2 separate regions of the Homo sapiens genome follow, and region 1 is linked to region 2. Evidence: chromatin contacts called from ENCODE Hi-C data. All regions are on one chromosome and are shown on one strand. Each heading gives the region's core, a stretch centred on a gene start or an enhancer-like site at or near the end of the contact. The rest is flanking DNA. Distances are from core to core; before and after follow the strand shown. Region 1 holds the start of TM2D1 (TM2 domain containing 1). Region 2 holds the start of HOOK1 (hook microtubule tethering protein 1).

Evidence for each region. Hi-C counts contacts between places; a loop is a spot of excess contacts on that map. Pooled maps may share reads with other maps.
Region 1: a loop to region 2 is called in a map of CD4-positive, alpha-beta T cell, with 4 times the contacts of the local background. The contact joins the promoter of TM2D1 here to the promoter of HOOK1 in region 2. A Hi-C loop is called at or near these places in 2 of 168 maps with a recorded cell type or tissue (CD4-positive, alpha-beta T cell and CD4-positive, alpha-beta memory T cell), 1 of 37 single-sample maps with no recorded cell type and 9 of 50 pooled maps.

What each region holds. Positions count from the first base shown.
Region 1 is chr1:61,723,891-61,727,708 of GRCh38, reverse strand. It overlaps TM2D1 (TM2 domain containing 1), which reads left to right and starts at 2,568. Exons shown (of 7, transcript NM_032027.3): 1 at 2,568-2,752. The coding sequence starts at 2,589. RefSeq lists enhancers at 1,893-2,578, 2,227-2,886, 1,923-3,122, 2,579-3,266.
Region 2 is chr1:59,813,322-59,817,226 of GRCh38, reverse strand. It overlaps HOOK1 (hook microtubule tethering protein 1), which reads right to left and starts at 2,278. Exons shown (of 22, transcript NM_015888.6): 1 at 2,047-2,278. The coding sequence starts at 2,109. LOC105378758 (a long non-coding RNA gene) reads left to right here and starts at 2,361. Exons shown (of 5, transcript XR_947426.3): 1 at 2,361-2,465. RefSeq lists an enhancer at 1,411-1,974 and a silencer at 2,211-2,810.

The DNA.
Region 1 (3,818 bases), core at 1,319-3,818, 1.9 Mb before region 2:
AAAAAGGAAAGAAAGGAAAAACGAAGGAAGAAAAAAGAGAGAAGGAAGAAGTCCATTTAGAATAGGAAGTTTATAACTGAACTACTAAATTTTTCACTTAAATCATTTAAACCTGATTTAAAGCATAAATATTATGTATAAATGTCTTAAATTAAAAATAGCGGCGGGGCGCGGTGGCTCACGCCTGTATTCCAGCACTTTGGGAAGCCAAGGCGGGCGGATCACGAGGTCAGGAGTTCGAGACTAGCCTGACCAACATGGTGAAATCCTGTCTCTACTAAAAAATACAAAAATTAGCTGCGCGTGGTGGCGTGCGCCTGTAATCCCAGCTACTCAGGAGGCTGAGGCAGGAGAATTGCTTGACCCCGGGAGGCAGAGGTTGCAGTGAGCCAAGATCGTGCCACTGCACTCCAGCCTGGATGACAGAGCGAGACTCCATCTCAAAAAATAGCAGCGGGGCGTGGTGGTTCATGCCTGTAATCCCAGACCTTTGGGAGGCTCAGACGGGTGGATCACCTGAGGTCGGAAGTTGGAGACTAGCCTGATCAACATGGAGAAACCCCGTCTCTACTAAAAATACAAAATTAGCCAGGCGTGGTGACTCATGGCTGTAATTCCAGCTACTCAGGAGGCTGAGGTAGGAGAATAGCTTGAACCTGGGAAGTGGAGTTTGCAGTAAGCGAGAATCGTGCCATTGCACTCCAGCCTGGGCAACAAGAGCAAAACTCCCGTCTCAACTCCATTTCTGTCTCTAAATGAATGAATGAATAAAGCATAGTAATGCTACAAAGTTGTTTTATTATGAAAATTTTAGGGCCAGGCGCCGTGGCTCGCGCCTGTAATCCCAGCACTTTGGGAGGCAGAGGCGGGTGGATCACCTTAAGTCATGAGTTCGAGACCAGCCTGCTCAACATGGTGAAACCTCGTCTCTACTAAAAATACAAAAATTAGCTGGGCTGGTAGTGGGCGCCGTAATCCCAGCCTTTCCGGATGCTGAGACAGGAGAATAGCTTGAACCTGGGAGGCGGAGGTTGCAGTGAGCCGAGATCATGCCATTGCAGTCCAGCCTGGGCAACAACAGTGAAACTCCACCTCAAAAAAAGAAAATTTAAAAACGTAGTTTATGTTTAAATATTACTTCAAATAGTTGTATGTCTTCCAGAATATATATTCCAAAATGAGGCCAGGCACAGTGTGGCCTCACACCTGAAATCCCAGCACTTTAGGAGGCAGAGGCGGGCAGATCACTTAGGCCAGGAGTTCGAGACCAGCCTGGCCAAAATGGTGAAACCCTGTCTTTACTAAAAATACAAAAATTAGCTGAGCGTGGTGGCGCACGCGTGCAGTCCCAGCTACTCAGGAGGTTGAGGCAGGCGAATCACTTGAACCAGAAGGCAGAGGTTGCAGTGAGCTGAGATTCTGCCACTGTACTCCAGCCTGGGTGGCAGAGAGAGATTCCATCTTAAAAAAAAAAATTTACTTCTCGTAAAACATTATACCAGTGTTCTCAAAGTGGGGGTCCCTGGACTAGCAACACCCACATCCCTTGGGATCTCCTAGAAATGGAAATTATCCAGTCCCTCCCTACATCTTTTGTATCAGAAACTCTGAGTGCCGGTTCTATCATTCTGTTTTAATAACTACTACAGGTGATTCAGATGCTATTCAAAGTTTGAGAACCACCAAAGTTAGTGCTAAAGTATGGATGAAGAAGCACCACTCAAGTTCAAATTTTTATATTGTTAGACAAAAAAAAGATTAAACTTAACTTTACGAAAACATTTTTTCCTCACTGTTAAAGTTCCCCACCACAGAACTTTTAGAACATATAGAAATTTAAAAACAACAGATGGAGGAAAAAAAATCTTCAACTTTTCACTTAATCATAAACTATTTGGTTTCCTCTTGTTACAGTTTCCACCCCCCAAATTATCCCCCACCTAAATTGTCACTTTTTTTTTTTAAAAGGCGTAATGTCTCTCACAGTTTTTAAGTTCTGTTCGTGGCAGCCTTCCAAAATCCTTCTCTAAAGTTACAGGAGGACATTATGTCAATTAGTAAGAGCATAGATCTGAAATCTGGCAAACATCAATTTCATTCCGACTGAGTCACTTAGTGATTAAGGTCAGTGTGTTTCAGCGTCTTTGAGCCTTGTTCCTTATCTGTAAACCCAAAACCTATCAGGGCTAACTGCGATGATGTCAGGAAAGCATTGATTCCAACCTCTGACGCCGCTGGCACTTTCAGAGGACCGAGAAGCCTCAGCTAAGGGCGCGGGAATGAGAAGCGGGTGAAGCACCTGATTGCCTAAACCACTCGTTTCCTTCCTCCAGCACTCAAAGATTAACCTTAGCTCCTTCCAAGGGTTCGTGGGGGAAAATTCGCCTCGAGGGACTGGGTACATGCATATTTTAAAAGGGTCTCCCAATGTGATTCCACGGGCTCACGGGCAGAAGAACACGCGAAGAGACGGAACTGGCCTCTATCCTATGCGAGGTCCCTTTAAGAACCTCGCCCTGTTGCCCTTCTCCCTCCCGCTCCTGGGCGGAGGCGGAAGCGGAAGTGGCGAGAAAGTGTCGGTCTCCAAGATGGCGGCCGCCTGGCCGTCTGGTCCGTCTGCTCCGGAGGCCGTGACGGCCAGACTCGTTGGTGTCCTGTGGTTCGTCTCAGTCACTACAGGACCCTGGGGGGCTGTTGCCACCTCCGCCGGGGGCGAGGAGTCGCTTAAGTGCGAGGACCTCAAAGTGGGACAATATCCTCTGTGGAGAACACCCCCCCATGGAGGCGAGGTAGAGTTGGGGTCGCAGGTGGGTCGCTGCCGTCAGGACTGGCTAGGGCTGTACTGAGTGAAAACGATAATCTGATCTGTGGCTTCTAATGACTGAAGGATCCCTGAAGGTGAACAGAGTTGTGGAGATGGGAGGGCCAGAGGCCACCCTTTGTGATTTCCTTATGATTTTACTAGTCATTGGCGCTTCCTCTTCTGATCCACTTTTTTTTTCTTTTTTATCAGTGTGCTTACTTGTTCAGTAAAACATGTAGATCCTGAAGTATGCCAGGCCCCGTTCTAGACACTAGTAATACAAAGATGGATAGTCTCTTACCCTGGAAATGTTTGCCAACTCTTCCTAGGGGGAAGACAAGTAATAACGATCTAGCCAATGTGTTGCCCATTTATCATTAACTTTATGTATATTATGCATATTACCTCATGTCATCTTCAAACTTCATGAGATGGTAGACTGCCAGACAAATTTCTTTCTGTTTTCTTTTTTTGAGACAGGGTCTTACTCTGTCGCCCTGGCTGGAGTACAGTGGCACGATCTCAGCTCACTGCAGCCTCCGCCTCCCGGGTTCAGTCAATTCTCCTGCCTCAGCCTCCTGAGTAGCTGGGACTACAGGCATGCGCCACCACACCCGGGTAATTTTTGTATTTTTAGTAGAGACGGGGTTTACGCCATGTTGGCCAGGCTGGTCTTGAACTCCTGGTCTCAAGCGATCCGCATCCCCCTCACCATGAACCACCGCGTGGGGACTCAGTGGATAAATTTCTGTTGCACTTTGCAACCTTGGGTGACCTATTTGAACTCTGTTTTCTCATGAGTAAAAACGTGGATAATTATGGGGCAAATTTAAAGGTTTATTGTAATGTTTATGTATTATTATATTATTTGTAGAGACAGACTTCTCGTTATGTTGCCCAGGCTGTTCTTCCCAAACTCCTGGGCTCCAGTGATCCTCCTGCCTCAAGTATTACTTAGCAATACTAAAAGTATATTTGTACATATGCTTATTGACTTGGACAAACTAGCAGCCTC
Region 2 (3,905 bases), core at 1,029-3,528:
AAGGGGAAATACAGTATGACTTTAACACGGAATAGTGGCTCTTTGTTCTCTGTTAAAAAAGGGGAATACTTCAGCAAGTTTATACATACAGAGAAAGGAGCCAATGGAGAGAAAGTAGTTGTAAATACAGAAAGGGAACAAATGATACAATAACGTTTTAAAAGAGGTGGAAGGGATGGAGTCTAAAGCCAGAGCCAAGGATAAGGAGGTGGTCATTTGCCCCAGAGGAATAAGAGTTGGGGGCTCAGGTAGAATACTGATAAAGGTTTGCTAAGAGGAATGTGAGAGAAACTGTCTGGTTATTCTTAAGTATGGGCAATGTTAGGAGAAAAGGTGCGTTTGACAGTAACAGCATTAGTAGAGGCAACAGTTTGCACGGTCATTCAATTTTCTCCACAGTGCTCAGCAGCCCAAGAGAGGACTGAAGAAAACGACCAATTTTACTCTGTTATCTGTGATTCCTTATCATTTGGTTTACAACATATTTGCAGCTTTTACGGAATTTTACCTTCCACTGTAATTACACACAGCTCTGGCTACCACTCCAGTCCTCCCCAGTGCCTAGCTCAACATTGGAAGTCAATAAATTCTGGTTAAAAGAGTGGATACAGTCACATAATATTTTAAAATATTACAACACAAAAGAAAATCCTGTGCTTCTCCACCACCTCACATGTAAATCAATGACATCATAAAGACTAAGCTTAACACTTCAGTCAATTGAGGTTTACAATAATGTAGCAGATTCGGATACACCCTTTAATTAGTCTGTTTTAACAAAACAAATCATTAAAAGTAATGTTGCCTTGTTTCTACGACAGTCTTAAATACAGCACTTCCACCCCAATACCTATTTCAAATGAAAATTCAGCTGAACAGTTAGCTAATTGCTTTTAACTCACAAACCCTAAATATTTGCATTCCACTAAAAGCAAAAGTTATTTACTTACAAAGTGTAAATGCTTTAAATTATGGCTATTTCCAATAGGCTTCACACATTTCCATAAACCTAGATTTCTCATTCTTTGGAATTAGATGCATTAGATCACTAGGGAATCTCAACCGATTACAGCCTCCTGATCCCGTCTGTTTACATTCCATCTGCACACACTCCCCTAGACGCAACTAAACAACTGGTTTGGGATGAGCATCATCAACAGCACCTTGTGGCTCATCAAACACCATCTTTACTCAATATGGGTTAAGAACCACACCTGAATGCCAGCACTGATATCTAAGTAACTCTAAGAGGTGGGATGTCATTTTGCTGACTGGAATATTGAACAATCTGGGGACAGATATGCCTGTCCAGACCCAACACAAATTAACAAAAATCCTAAACACAGATAAATCCTAAAGAAAAATGTCAACTCATTTTCTTTAAAGAAAATGCTGTCCATTTAGAGGAGGAGAGGGCCAGCGAGAAAAAGGGAAAACGACCCCCGACTCCCAACACATCTTTTTCTCCATACGGGAAATACAAACATCTCTTTGAAGCGGCTTCTACAAAATCGGATGTTCTAGAGTCCTGAAGGAGCATTGGTCCGGGAACTAAAACAGCCAGCCACCTCCTGGCCACCTGTGTCCAGGTAGAGCAAGGTAGTTTGAGGATGCAGGGTTAGGTTTCGGAAAGGGTCTTCACGCCCAAGCGGACCAAGGCAAGAGAGTCGGCGATCCAGAAAGTGGAGGGCTCGGGCGCTGTTCAGGGGGAGAAAATGGGGCAGCGGGGAGAAAAGAGGATGGGTGCTTGGTTCATATCCCAGCTGTTAGGGCACCAGGCAGGTCGAATCCTCTGGTTGAGACCAGAGCCTCCACTGTTACGCTCCCAGAGCTTCCTTTACCCCCACCCCCGGACACCAACCCGCGCCCACACACCTGCCCGTCGACCCGCAGGTGGCATTCTCTCGGTCAAGGGCACGAGGTGAGAAGGGCAGGGTGCGCCGGGACCCTGTGCAGGTAGCCCCAGCTCACCTGGGAGAACCGGGCGCCCCAGGCTCCTCGCCTCGGCCCCCTGGCCCCCTCGCCCTCTCGCCTCCTCGCACTCACCCAGATCATGAGGCTGTCGCACAGGGGCAGCTTAGGCTGCGGCGGCGGCTGCGTCTCCTCCATGGCCGGCGCCGCCGTCGACGACGCCGCGGACACCTTCACACTCCCTCCTACCGGCTCTCCTCCAGGAGCCGGCGTCCACGACCTGCTAGCCCCCAGGAAAGCTCGGTACCAGGCCCGACCCGCGCAGCTCACGCGCGAACCCTCGCGCTGTCGACGCGTCCGGCGTCACCCCCTCCTCACCCGCCCCCGCCTCGCTCCAGCGTTCGCCCCCTCCCCTTCCTGGGCCCCGGCCGCGCTGCCAGGCACCTGAGCCCCGCCTTCTCCCACCCCTCCCCTCCTCCCACCCGTCCTGCCCACTCCCGCACACCTCGCCCCGCCGCCCTGAGTGACCTGGCCGCGCACCAGTCACAGAGACGGTAGGTACCCGGGGGGGCGGGCGGGGCGGGGCGGGGGCGGGAAGAACCGGGATAGGTTGCGCAGGGGGGATTGCTGATTGGACGTGCCCTCGTGGGCTCTGGCCAATCAACGTGAGACAAGCCTGAGCCTTGGGTAGAGAGTGAGAGTGGGTGGGAAGAGGTTTATGACCTGGCAGGTGCAGTGAGGGCGGGGGTGGGAGGTTGCGCGCGGGAAGCGAGCGCGCGTGCGCGGCGGGGATTGGTAAGGCTGAAGCTCAGCCCCAGTGGCCGAAGAGGCAGAGGGGCAGCAGGGCACCGGCTGGGCTCAGGCGTCTTCCCTCCTTCTTCGCGGTAGCACGCCGCCTCGCTACACCTGTGGAGGGCCCACACTCTGCTTCCACATTGTCTTCAGAAATAGATCCTACCGGCTGGGCGAGGTGGCTCACGCCTGTAATCCTAGCACTTTGGGAGGCTGAGGCGGGTGGATCACCTGAGGTCAGGAGTTCGAGACCCGCCAGGCCAAGATGGCGAAACCCATTCTCTACTAAAAATACAAAGATTAGCCGGGGGTGGTGGCACATGACTGTAATCCCAGCTACTCAGGAGGCTGAGGCAGAAGAATCGCTTGAACCCGGGAGGCACAGGTTGCAGTGAGCCGAGATCATGCCACTGCACCCCAGCCTGGACAAAAAACCGAGACTCTGTCTCTAAAAAATATATAAAACAAAATAAAGAAAGAAAGAAATAGATCATACCCATGAATTAAAACTCTTCGAGGAAGGAAGAGCTGATTTCCTCCTAGGCACTCATTGGAAAGGGATGTTTTCATTTGCACACGTGGCAAATATGCCACATTAATAAGGAAAATAGAATCCGTCAGTGCTCCTTAAATAAGCTCTCACGGGACCATAGATCATGAGCAATTTTATTTTACATGGGGCAAAAGGGAAGACCGTTTTCAAGTAGCAAAATAAACGAAATGTTTTGAAAAACATGGAAGATATTAATGTATCCATTTTCCTTTGTCAGTTGAAAATTTGCTTTTTCCGAGAATGTTGTGGGGTGGAGGGGGGTCGGGGGAGGTGACCTGAAATTGGAAGCTCTCCAAGGTATTGATAGATGGCTTAGGTGATTGAAAAGGGCTAGACTATTCTTAGTCTTGCTGTCACTTCACTCATTCATAAACTCATCAATTCATGCTCTGAGTAAGAAAACAGCTGGCTTTTTTTTATATTGCTGCGTTTTTATATTTAGACACTGAAAATTTAAAACTGATGGACGACTGCAATTAAAAGCCCCCAAGTGTAAATCAGTCTCATTCTAAAAATACAGTATGTACGTTTGCTATTGACTCCCTTAACATTATTCCAGAACTTTCTTAACGCCTCTGGAGTCACTTTATATGCTGGAACTAGGTACATTGGTAATGTGATTTAATTAAAACTACAAGATTTAGGAATT